Regions from separate parts of the Mus musculus genome. Here region 2 is linked to region 1. Evidence: chromatin loops called from intact Hi-C (ENCODE). Cell type or tissue: left cerebral cortex. All regions are shown on one strand. Links, peaks and the distances in the headings refer to the core of each region. The heading gives the core; the rest is flanking DNA.

The links. A loop is a pair of places that touch in the nucleus more often than their neighbours do. Peaks named below come from ENCODE experiments on the same cell type or tissue, not always from the same donor. Only the 100,000 strongest peaks of a DNase experiment are listed, where the experiment ranks them.
Region 2: it touches region 1 in a loop (3-fold over the local background); 9 of 42 quality-filtered maps call a loop at or near these places.

The regions. Positions count from the first base shown.
Region 1 is chr5:113,077,922-113,083,270 of GRCm38, reverse strand. Crybb3 (crystallin, beta B3) reads left to right here and starts at 1,687. Exons shown (of 6, transcript NM_021352.3): 1 at 1,687-1,715; 2 at 2,621-2,791; 3 at 3,393-3,511; 4 at 4,756-4,888. The coding sequence starts at 2,717. In left cerebral cortex, for the core only: CTCF peaks have their summits at 3,222 (motif pointing right) and 4,356 (motif pointing right); DNase peaks (open chromatin) are centred at 495, 1,655 and 3,201; H3K4me3 peaks cover 257 bases; H3K27ac peaks cover 547 bases.
Region 2 is chr5:112,452,938-112,458,286 of GRCm38, reverse strand. All of the region lies in intron 9 of Sez6l (seizure related 6 homolog like), which reads left to right. Among named protein-coding and RNA genes, the nearest start is that of Gm6588, 6.2 kb to the right of the region's middle. In left cerebral cortex, for the core only: a CTCF peak has its summit at 3,172 (motif pointing left); DNase peaks (open chromatin) are centred at 687, 3,163, 3,671 and 3,857.

The sequences.
Region 1 (5,349 bases), core at 111-5,110:
CTGATTCCCCGCTCCAAATCCCATTCTACCCTTGCTAAGAGCACGTGGCTCTGAACAGCAGTGGTGCTGATGTTCGGAACTGTGGGTTAGGGAATGGCAGACAGAAAACCTCAGATGTCACAGTGCTCAGGACGATTCAGTGTGGAGAGGGTGCCACGCTGTCTGCAGCACCACCCAGCCAGTGACAACTGGCTCCATCACCCGTGGCAGGAAGTGGCCATTAATGTGATCAGTGGTAGGTGAGGTCCTGGGGGAATGGAATCAAGTGACAGCCATGTGATGTGTGCTGTGCTCACGTGACCTCTCATCGCGACAGCTCAGGCTGTCGTCAACCCTGCAATGGAGGCTACTCTTGAATTCCTGATCCTCCTGCCTCTGGCCCCCGTCAGTGATGATCTGCGGCTGGTTGATTTGTGTGGAGGAACACAGGCCTCCCTCGTGCTAAGCCAGCATACAGCCTCTGAGCTACAGGAAGAAGAAACCCTGTACTGTCACGGAATGTCCCCCACAATCTCATGCGTAGAGCATCTGGCTTCCAGACAGACAGAAGTGCAAGTGCCATTTTTGGAAACTGGAGCTTTTAGGAGCTGGTCTGACTGGAAGAAGCAGCTGGGGTCTGGTCCTCCAGAGCGTCCTGTCCCTGCCCCCTTCCCATGTCCGTCTCCTTGCTTCGGTATCTTGCCTCAAAACAAAGAACTTTGTCTACTACACGCCCCATGTCATGACACTCTCTACAAATATGTGGCAACCAGCAACCTTGGCTTCAGTCGTCTAAAACTGCCAGCCAAAATAAACTGTCCACCCTTGTTTCTGTCAGACATTTTAGCCACAGTGACTTAGTGCTAACCAGTACATTTGTTTATGGGCCTGGGACGATGGCTAAGTGGTCGTGCAAGCACAAGGAGCAGAGTTCAAATCTCCAGCACCCCACGAAAAGCCAGTGGTGAACTGGGCAGTGACGACACACGCTTTTAATCCCAGCACTTGGGAGGCAGAGGCAGGTGGATTTCTGAGTTCAAGGTCAGCCTGGTCTATAGAGTGCGTTCCAGGACAGCCAGGGCTATACAGAGAAACTTTGTGTCAGTGGTTGGGGATGGAGACAGGAAGATTGCTGGGGCTGGCTGTGGATCTAGCTCCGTTTTCAGTGAGGGACCCTGTCTCAAGGGAATACAGCAAAGCAGGGTAAAGCGGGGGCACCAGCCTCTTCTTCTGGCATCTGTGTGCACCCAGGCTCACTCAGCCACATACACGATGCATACTCACACACTGAAACTCAATTCAGTTTGTAGCTCTGACCGTAAGAACTCAGTGATTTGCCTCAGTCGTGGAATCTGTAAAATGGCACCCCAAGGATCCGAAATTGGGATGTAGGCTGACTTGAGGATTTGAGCCTACAGCAAACAGCTTTATGACCCCCAAGTAACTGATGTGGCCTCTTTCAAACACAGTCTCATCATTGACATGTGTAGTCTGGCCAGCATCCCACAAAGCCAGCAAAGGCCATCGGTTCCCAGGAAGTCATCAGACTTGTGCAAGAGGTGACTGGCCTTAGGGGGCCTTCCCGGACACACCATTAGGATGAAATGGCCCGGACAGGATCGGGTGGACAGGATGCTATCTCAGCATCCCGTAATGTGCTGGGCCAACAGAACATGCCCATAAATAGGCCAGCCTTGGAGGCACGCCAGTCTGGAGACAACTGGTCCTGGAAGCAGGTTTGTACTGGACTGGGTGAGGCAGGGGGGAGTGTACTGTTGAGGAAGGTGCAACCTCGGGTCTCTCTGGTGTGCATGGCCCTTGTCTGGCTCACTCGAGGGTAGGGAGGGTGACCTCCAGGAACCAAGCCTGCCAACTAGGCCCAGCCACAGACAGAGCTGGTGAACTGTATTGTCTGCGGGTCTGAGCACGAGGCTGGGTCCCAATTGTTTGTGTGGGCTGAGGACCAAGGAGTGGGCAGCTCTGAGAAAGGGAATACCCGGTCATCCCCATGAAGTGGGCCAAGGCCCATGTCCTAATGATGCAGGTTAGATACAGAGCAGAAGCTGCTGGACCTCACACAAGTGTGTCATGAGGGAGGAGCGGGTCAGTCGGGGACAGGTGTTGTGCAGGACAGTGCATGTGTGTGCACGCCCATACACCCTTGCTGGCGAGCAAATGTCTGCAGACCTGTGTCCTAGGTCTCTGCCTCCTGAGGCTAAGAGAGACTTCCAGGGTCCACTATGCGAGAGCCTAGAACACGGTAAGCACTCAATAGTCAGCTTCACGGTCAGGGATGGTTTCCAAAGACCTGGCCCATTTAATGGCTGCTCAGTCCGTCTGTTTTTCCTGCCTGCTGTGGTCTGCTGTCCACCCTGGCTGTCCTGAGGTCCAGTCCTGGGCACTGAGGCTGCAGAGAGCCCATAGAGATACCCAGCCCTTTACAGGGAGCATTTGGTTGTGTGTGTGGGGTGGGGGGAGAGTGCCATCCAGTTTAAGTCCTTTCTTCCCTGTGTTCTCAGTAAACTGGTCTTTCATTACTGGGCCTCTGGGATTCCCCAGTCCCACTGACTGGCCCAGATGCGTGGCCCAAAGCAGGTGTCCAGGAGGTGTTTGTTGACTGATTATAGATCTTGGCCCTCAGTGCTGTTTGGGTGGGAACCCACCAGTCCCTGATCCTGCTGGCCGCAGCTGGTGACCTGGTTCTCCTCCAGTTTGAGGCAGAAGTATCCCCAGAGAGATGGCGGAGCAGCACGGAGCACCTGAGCAGGCTGCAGCTGGCAAGAGCCATGGAGGCCTTGGGGGCAGCTACAAGGTACCTGGCTGGATCTTGATGGGACCTAGAGCCCAGGGCTGAGGGCTACAACTGACCCAGTGGAGTTCCCGGGCACCAGGCTTCGGGGGATGTGGGCTTCAAGCTCCGCCTTTCCTGTGTGACCTCGCTTGAGTTGCTTGGTGTTTCTGGGTGCTGACAGCTTCATCTTTAAAAACAAAAAAACAAAAAAACAAAAACAAAAACAAAAAAACCGGAAGCGATGCCTGTTGTCCCCGGTCCCAGAATTGTCACGTGATAAAGCGGGTGGCCTGAGCATGGTTGGTGGATGGGGGGAGTGTGACATCGCTCGCTCTGTCCATCCCAAGCCATGCTGAGGCTTCGACGTGGATGGCGTGAAGGAATAGAGTCTGAGGAAATTTTCTGAGGCTGCCCTGCTGATTTTCAGTAGGAACCCGGGGCATTATTGCAGTTGCTCACTGAGGTCACCAGGGGGCGGTGCAGACTGCGTGGTTCACCTCGGCGAGGGGGGATGGGGGCGGGAAGCAGGTCGGGGGTGGTGGAGGGGCTTCCTGCTGTTCCGTGGAAGGACGTGGACTTTGGAGCCCTGCAGAGGCTGAGGTTCTCACCTCTGTCCATCCAGGTGACGGTGTACGAGTTAGAGAACTTCCAGGGCAAGCGATGCGAGCTCTCGGCGGAGTGTCCCAACCTCACCGACAGCCTGTTGGAGAAGGTGGGCTCCATCCAAGTGGAGTCTGGACCGTGAGTACCTGGGCAGCACCCACTGCCCCGGCTTCCTGCATTGTGAGGCCCAATCCAGCCCCAGATTTGCCCCAGGCCCTTGCCTTTCTTTGCCTCAGTTTCTCCATCCATAAGTTCCTGTGGCGTATGACAGGAACAGGAAGGAGGCCAGCTGGTGTCCAGCTCAGAGTTAGCACCAGCTGTGCACAGTTATGTAAATAAGGCCTGAAGAGATGGTTCAGCAGTTGAGAGCACTTCCTGCTCTTGTAGAGGACCTGGGTTCGATTCTCAGCACCCACGTGGCACTCACAACTGTCTGTATCTCCAGTTTCAGAGGATCCCACACCCTCTTTTGATCTCTGCAGGCACCATGCACACATAAAGTGCACAGGCATACATGCAAACAAAACACCATATGGTTAAAAGGGTTTCTTTTAATTATCATTATTAACAGAAACAGGACTTACTGTTAAATAACCGTAGGAATTATGACCCTGCAAAGCTTCACTTGAATTATATCATGAATCCTTGTCCTGCAAGAGCCACGCCCCTTTCTGTCGCTGGCATAGTGGAGGGAACTGAGGCAAGAAAACCTAGGTGTCTGGAACCTGCCCTCCCCTCGAGCAGCAGGCTCTGCGCTGTGCACTGAGCTCTGACCCTCAGACTGAGTCTATGCTCTAGGACTTTGCGTTCTCGGGCATGTCTGCCAGCTGTATCTCCTCATCTGAGGACAAACAGTGCTGTGCCTAGAGGGGAAAAGAGAAGTTTTTTTTTTTTTTTAAGTTTTATTCATTTTTATTTTATGTATGTGAGTGTTTTGTTTGCATGTATGCCTCTGCACTAAGTGCATGCACTACCCGTAGTGGCCAGAAGAGGGCGCTAGATCCCCTAGAACTGGAGTTGAGATGTTCATGAGCTGCCACTCTGTGTGTGCTGAGACTTGAACCCTGGTCCTTTGTAACAACAGCCAATGCTCTTAACCACTGAGCTAGCACTCTAGCCCCTTACCCATCGATCTTTCATGGGGGAATTTTACCAAACCTCCTCCCAAACGTGGTGCACGTGGATTCTCAGCATGTCCTTGATGGGCTCCTGGCGCAGGACACTAGTACCAATGAGTCCCCAGAGCCTCCCTAACAGCAGGCACAGGGGTCTGTACTGGGTTATGGGTAGGGGTAGGGAAGATGTGAGGTTCCTGTTCTTTCTCTTGCATGGGGGTCCCTGCTCAGCCACACCAGGGGTGACCCCGTTCCCTGCCCCCTCAGGTGGCTGGCGTTCGAGCGCAGGGCCTTTCGTGGGGAGCAGTTTGTTCTGGAGAAGGGGGACTACCCTCGCTGGGATGCCTGGTCCAGCAGCCGACGTAGTGACATTCTCCTGTCCCTCCGTCCTTTGCACATTGTAAGTCAGGGCTATTGCTATCCAAGTGTGTGTGTGTGTGTGTGTGTGTGTGCGCGCGCGCGCGCGTGCGTGTGCACACACATGGGTCAGTTTTGCCACTGTGATTCCGCTTGAATTGGGCCTCAGATTCTGACCTCAACAATGGTGTGGGGCAAGAAGAATCTGCCTTTTGAGTGGGAACCAGGGAAAGACACCAGAGTCCTTGCCCTGAACTAGTGGACATGACCCTTGACCCCCTTGTAGTAACCCGGTTAACCAGAGAAGCCTCATAGTTCTGGCTCAGGTCAACACTATTCAAAGAAACACAGAAAATCACGTCACGACAGTCCCCACCCTTCCCTGGCACGTCCCGAAGGGGACCTGATCCATGCTTCATCTTCTCCATCAACACAGAAGCCGCCCAGCCCCTCTTTCCAATGTCTGAACAGAGTGTTTTCTAAACAACACGGGATCAGAAACCA
Region 2 (5,349 bases), core at 209-5,208, 630 kb after region 1:
AGAAAAAATGAAAAAAAGCAAATGAGGAGAGATGAGAGGGAAACAGTCATAGGAAGGATCAGTCACAGAGGTCATCTCGGGGGTCCTCTGAACTGAAGCTTCAGACAGAAAACTCCATTCTAGAGCACTGTGGGAGCTGAGAAGATGGCTCAGTGGGGCATGCCTCACAAGCCTGAGGACCTGAGTTCAGAGCTCCTGTCCTCATGTAAACGCCAGATGGGCATGGCAGGCAGCCCACCTGCGACCCTAGGACTAGAGAGGGAGAAATGGGATGCCCCAGGCAATCTGACTAGGCAGTGAGAGACTGCTTCAGTATATAAGGTGGAGGAACACACTGGACATCAATCTCTATCTTCTCCATGCACACACATACATGTACATACGTGTACATACGTGTACCTGTGCACACGTGAACATGCATGCACACATACACGTGCACACAGCTGTTGCCATGTTGTGATGAGTCACCAACATACAATTCTGCTTACTAGAACTTCAACCCATGGAAGTTACCGGGCAAACTCACTGAGCTGCCTCAGGGAAGGATTGACTCCCAGGTTCTTGTTGAATCCCACCCAGCTTCAAGCCCCACCCAGTAAGTTGTTGAAGGACTCCCCCGCCCCATTTCTGCTTATCTTAGCCTCTTCTTTTTTGGAAGCCTCCCAAATGTGCGGTTTTGCCTGTATCAAGCCTTCTGCGTCCGTGGGCGCCTAGCTTGGCCAAGGGTAGAGGGAAAAGGGAATCTCTCTCATCTGCCCTGCTGCGCACCAAATACTCAATTAACCTTCAGCTTGGCACCAGATCAGTTTTATGTCTATCTCAAAGCCTGTGCGTGACAGAGAGGCTCAAACCATTAACTCAGAGTCCTTCCCCACAGCCAGGCCAGGGCAGCATCATCTGGTGGAGAATCGAAAAGGATGGGGTCCTCTCTCCTTGTTACCCAGCAGGTGAACTGAATGTTGTCACCCCTGTTTCCCTCCTCAAAGCATTTTGGGGTTGCCCTGTACAAATGTCAGAAGGAGCTCAGGGAAGAAGGAACGTCTAGTCCTGTAGGGCCAGACAGTGATGGCAGGCAGGAGGGGACACTAGGGTGACACCCCAGAGACCTGGGGCTGGGGGAAGTCTCAGCTGGCTGTGGACAAGCTCCTGTGGGTCTCCAGTGTGTGAGCCTTTCCCTCTGACTGGCTCTTTCCTCACAGCTCATACTAGAGAAAGTTATGTTATCAAGGGGGCTGGAGAGGCAGCTCAGTGGGGAAAACGCTTGCTGTACAAGATCTGAGTTCAAGACCGAAGCACTTACATAAAGCCAAGTGTGACACCACACTTCTGTGATCCCATTGTAAGGAGAGAGGCAGAGACAACCACCAGTTATCTGGACTACACTCACAATATTCTGGGCTCCTCCAAAGGTCACTTCTAAGGGTCTGCCCTCTGCAGCACACACAGCTGGTCTTCTAGGCTCCAGCTGGCCCCATTCCATTGCTGCTGTTCTTGGTGGTCCTCCCATGGTATAGACATCTCCAAAAAATGTTGGGTCCCTGCTGCAATTGAGTTGCACCTCCACCAACAGCCTCACCGTGGCTCTCTTCAGAGGCCCCAGTCCTGCCACACAGTGCCAAGCCTCAGCTGTTCTTCAGGACCCCTTCATGCCTTCAAAACCAGGACTACTTGGTGACTCTTACAGTACCACATTCAGTTGCCAGCACAAGGTACAACTTTGGTGGCTCCTGGATCACAGGTTCTGTGGTGCTGACCCTGAGAAAACCCTTCCCAGAAGATTTCACCTCAGCGATGCTTCTTAATGACAGCTGGTTCTTGGTTGATGAGCAGCATCCGTTTTCCCACTGAAGCAAAGGTTTAACTTTACTGTTTCTTGTCTCTTGTTAATCAAGTGCCAGCTAGCCAGGAAGCACAGATTCTTCACACAAAAACACCCAGTAAAGTCTTTGCTTCCCTCTGAAACCTTACAGACCAAGCCTTCATCGTCTACACTGCCCGCAACCGGTCTCGTCTTCCAAGCTCCTGCAGAACAGCTCACTGAGCTCTCAACACTCAGTGGCTTTTCTAGTGCAAGGTTCCAAAGTCCTTCCTCAACTGTTCCTAAAACACATGATCAGGTCTGTCACAGCAGTACCCCATTATCCTGGTGCCAATTTCTGCCTTGGGGTTTCTAGTGCTGGGATAAAATACCAGGATCAAAGAAACTTGTGCAGAAAAAGGTTTATTTGGCTTACGTTTCCATTCATCACTGAAAGAAGTTAGGGACAGGAACTCAAGCAAGGCAGGAACCTGGAGGCAGGAGCTGATGCAAAAGCCATGGAGGGGTGCTGCTTACTGGCTTGCTCCGCATGGCTTACTCAGCCTGCTTTCTTATAGAACCCAGGACCACCAGCCTACGGATGGCCCCATCCACAATGGGCTGGCTCCGCCCACAATGGGCTGACCCCGCCCACAATGGGCGGAGCCCTGCCCTATCAATCACTAATTAAGAAAGTGCCCTACAGGCTTGCCTACAGACCAATTGTGTGGAGGCGTTTTTTTCTCAATTGAGGTTCCTTCCTTTTTGATAACTCTAGATTGTGTCAAGTTGACACAAAACCAGCCAGCACAGGGAATAAGAAATCTCTCCATAGATACCCGGCTAGAGCTCCCCTGTGTGACATGAGGGTAAAGAACCTGACTGCACGGTGTGCGTGTCCTGAGACGTTGTGTGAGGCCAGAATGAAGCATGGCGGGCTCTAGGTACGGCCAGTCGAGGCTTGTGGCTGCCATCTGGGTCTGCAGTGAGAAAGAGCCTAAGTTGAGCAGAGTGACAAGAAGTTTGTGAGGTTTGGAGCTGTTGAAAGGACCGGGCCTTTCAGAAACCACCGGTTCCACACAGGATGACAGGACAGGCACTGGGAGGATACTGGAAGTGCCAAGATCATGGAGCATCTGCCAAGGAAAGGTGCAGACACAGAGAAGAGGCAGACCAAGAGAGGATGCAGGAGCTGCAGGCAGTAGAACTGGAGGAGAGGGGCTACCCAATGTTATTCCATCATGAACCCCAGATGCCTAACATGAAGCAGAAGGGTTTGGGGTTTCCCCAGCTGGGTTTCTGTCTTCCTCTGGTCTGAGATTTTCTTGCCGCGCCTTCTTTCCAGCTATTTGGAGTGATGCATTCACTCTGCCATCGTGTGGCAGAAATACAGAATTTGCCTTTTGACTTTAGCTCACAGCTTGAGGACTATTTAAAGACCCTGGCGACCTTTGGCGTTGGGTTGAGTGCATTTCAAGCAGAGACTTCCGTGGATGCCATATGGGTCTCAGGGATGGAACGCTATGGAGTGGTTGTGAGATGACCTCCGCAGATCTGTGTGTTTGATTATCTAGTTCCCGACTAGGTAAATATTGTGGAGCCTTTAGGAAGTGGAGCCTACCTGGAGAAAGTTAGCCACTGGGGGAAGGGGGTCAGGTTTTGAGATTATTACGGTCAGCCCCACTTCCTGTCCACACTCTATTACTTCCTGAGTGTAGACGCAGTGTGACAGGATGATTCGAGTTTATGCTGCTGTGCTTCCTGGTCAAGACGGACCGTGTCCCTTGAGGCAAAACCACATACCCATACACCCACACACTCACACTCCCTTGAGTAGCTTCTTGTCAGAATGTGATCACAGCCAACTGACACACTGTGGAAGCCCATAGGCAGATTGGGGACCTCATTTAACAAAACAGAAAGTGGTCAAGACCCAACCCTGGACTTCACTGGATCATGGACTAAGCAAGCGGCTACCCTGTGTGGGCTATGAGTTATTATTATTTTACAACCCAGCTCCATTGCCAGCTGATTTTTGAGTGCCTTAAAGCTGCATATATAAATGGGCTTGCCTCTCCACTGAAATTAGCCATTTGACAGATGAATCATTCGTATGCCATGTATATAATTCATATTTAAATAAGTGCATAAGCTTCTGCATTCTACCATATGTCTGCCTGCCTAAATCAGCTTGCACATGCCTCTTGATCAACCCTTCGAGGGCAGAATATCTACGTGAGGGTCTAACACTTGTCTGGAAGGAGTAAAGGGTTGGCTGATCATTTCTTTCTGTGTACACTGTGGGAGGCAAACTCCAGTTGCGTAGTTACAAACCCCATCTCCCCATATCCAGGCTCCAGACCATCTCCTCCCCACCCCACCCCATTTTCCTGTCTTTCAGAGTGCTTCTAAAATACTTCCAAAACGCAACACAGATGGGGGTTACTTGCCAAAAATAAAGGCACCCAGATTAACAGGGTTCACATCGGCTCTGTTAGTTACTCTTAACAGCAACCGATGAAACAAAGTTAATCACCACCAAGGGAGATAAAATAAATGAGCTAAAATAACAATGCAGGATGTTCCCCAGAGAGCAGACAACACTTTCTTAAGGAGGAAGGCCTGACATCTGAGCAGACTACATTGTGTCTGTGACAATGTGGGGACTGGAGATGCCACCATTGCGGGCAGTGAGACCGGTCCCTATGGTGTTGCTTGTAGCTGTTTGATCCCATTTTCTGACACATAGGCCTCCAGGTTATCCCATGCCACATTTCTTGGAGACACAGGCCTGTGGCATTCTCAGAGAATGGTGTAATCTGTGAGTTAAGAGCCTAGGCTCACTGGGCAGTGGTGGCACACACCTTTAATCTCAGCATTTGGAAGCCAGAGGCAGGTTGAGTTCAAGGCTAGCCTGGTCTACAGACCTGGTCTACAGGCTACACAGGGAAACCCTGTCTTGGAAGATAAGGAGAAAGAAAAAAAAAGATGCCAGGCTCAGCACAGGCAGACATACTTGCCTTGAGCCCTAGGTATCCTGTGGCTTGCATAGGTGGCTTCTTCTAATTGACCTCCAGTTTGTCTGTCTGCAAAGTGGAAGCAGTCCTCCAGTGTGGGAAGTGGTGTGAGTGCTTATCCTGTCACAGGAAGCATTGTTTCTCTGAAGCTTGGTGTGGTATCCGGAATGGTTTGCAGCTGTCCAGTAGGGCTGGCTGCTCCGATGAAGGCCCTGAGGACGACTGAGGACAGTGTGAATGCTGAGAGCTCAGGGATGACACACGGACGTGCCTGGGGCCAAATTGGACTAGACTTGAAGATGCGGTGTACACAATGCGCAGGGTTCCTGACGTGCCAGTTAACCAGTAACTTTCAGGGCCAAGAAAAATGGGAGTTCGAGCCCCCAGGGAAGTGTTGAAACACTCTCTGAGAAAGCATGGCTCCTAGAGGCTGCCATAGGACCAGGTGATGGGGGGCCCCTTCCGGTGCTGAAACGGGAAAATTCAGTTAGGGTCCCACCTTAGTTTGGATTATACTATTGCTGTGGCGGTGAA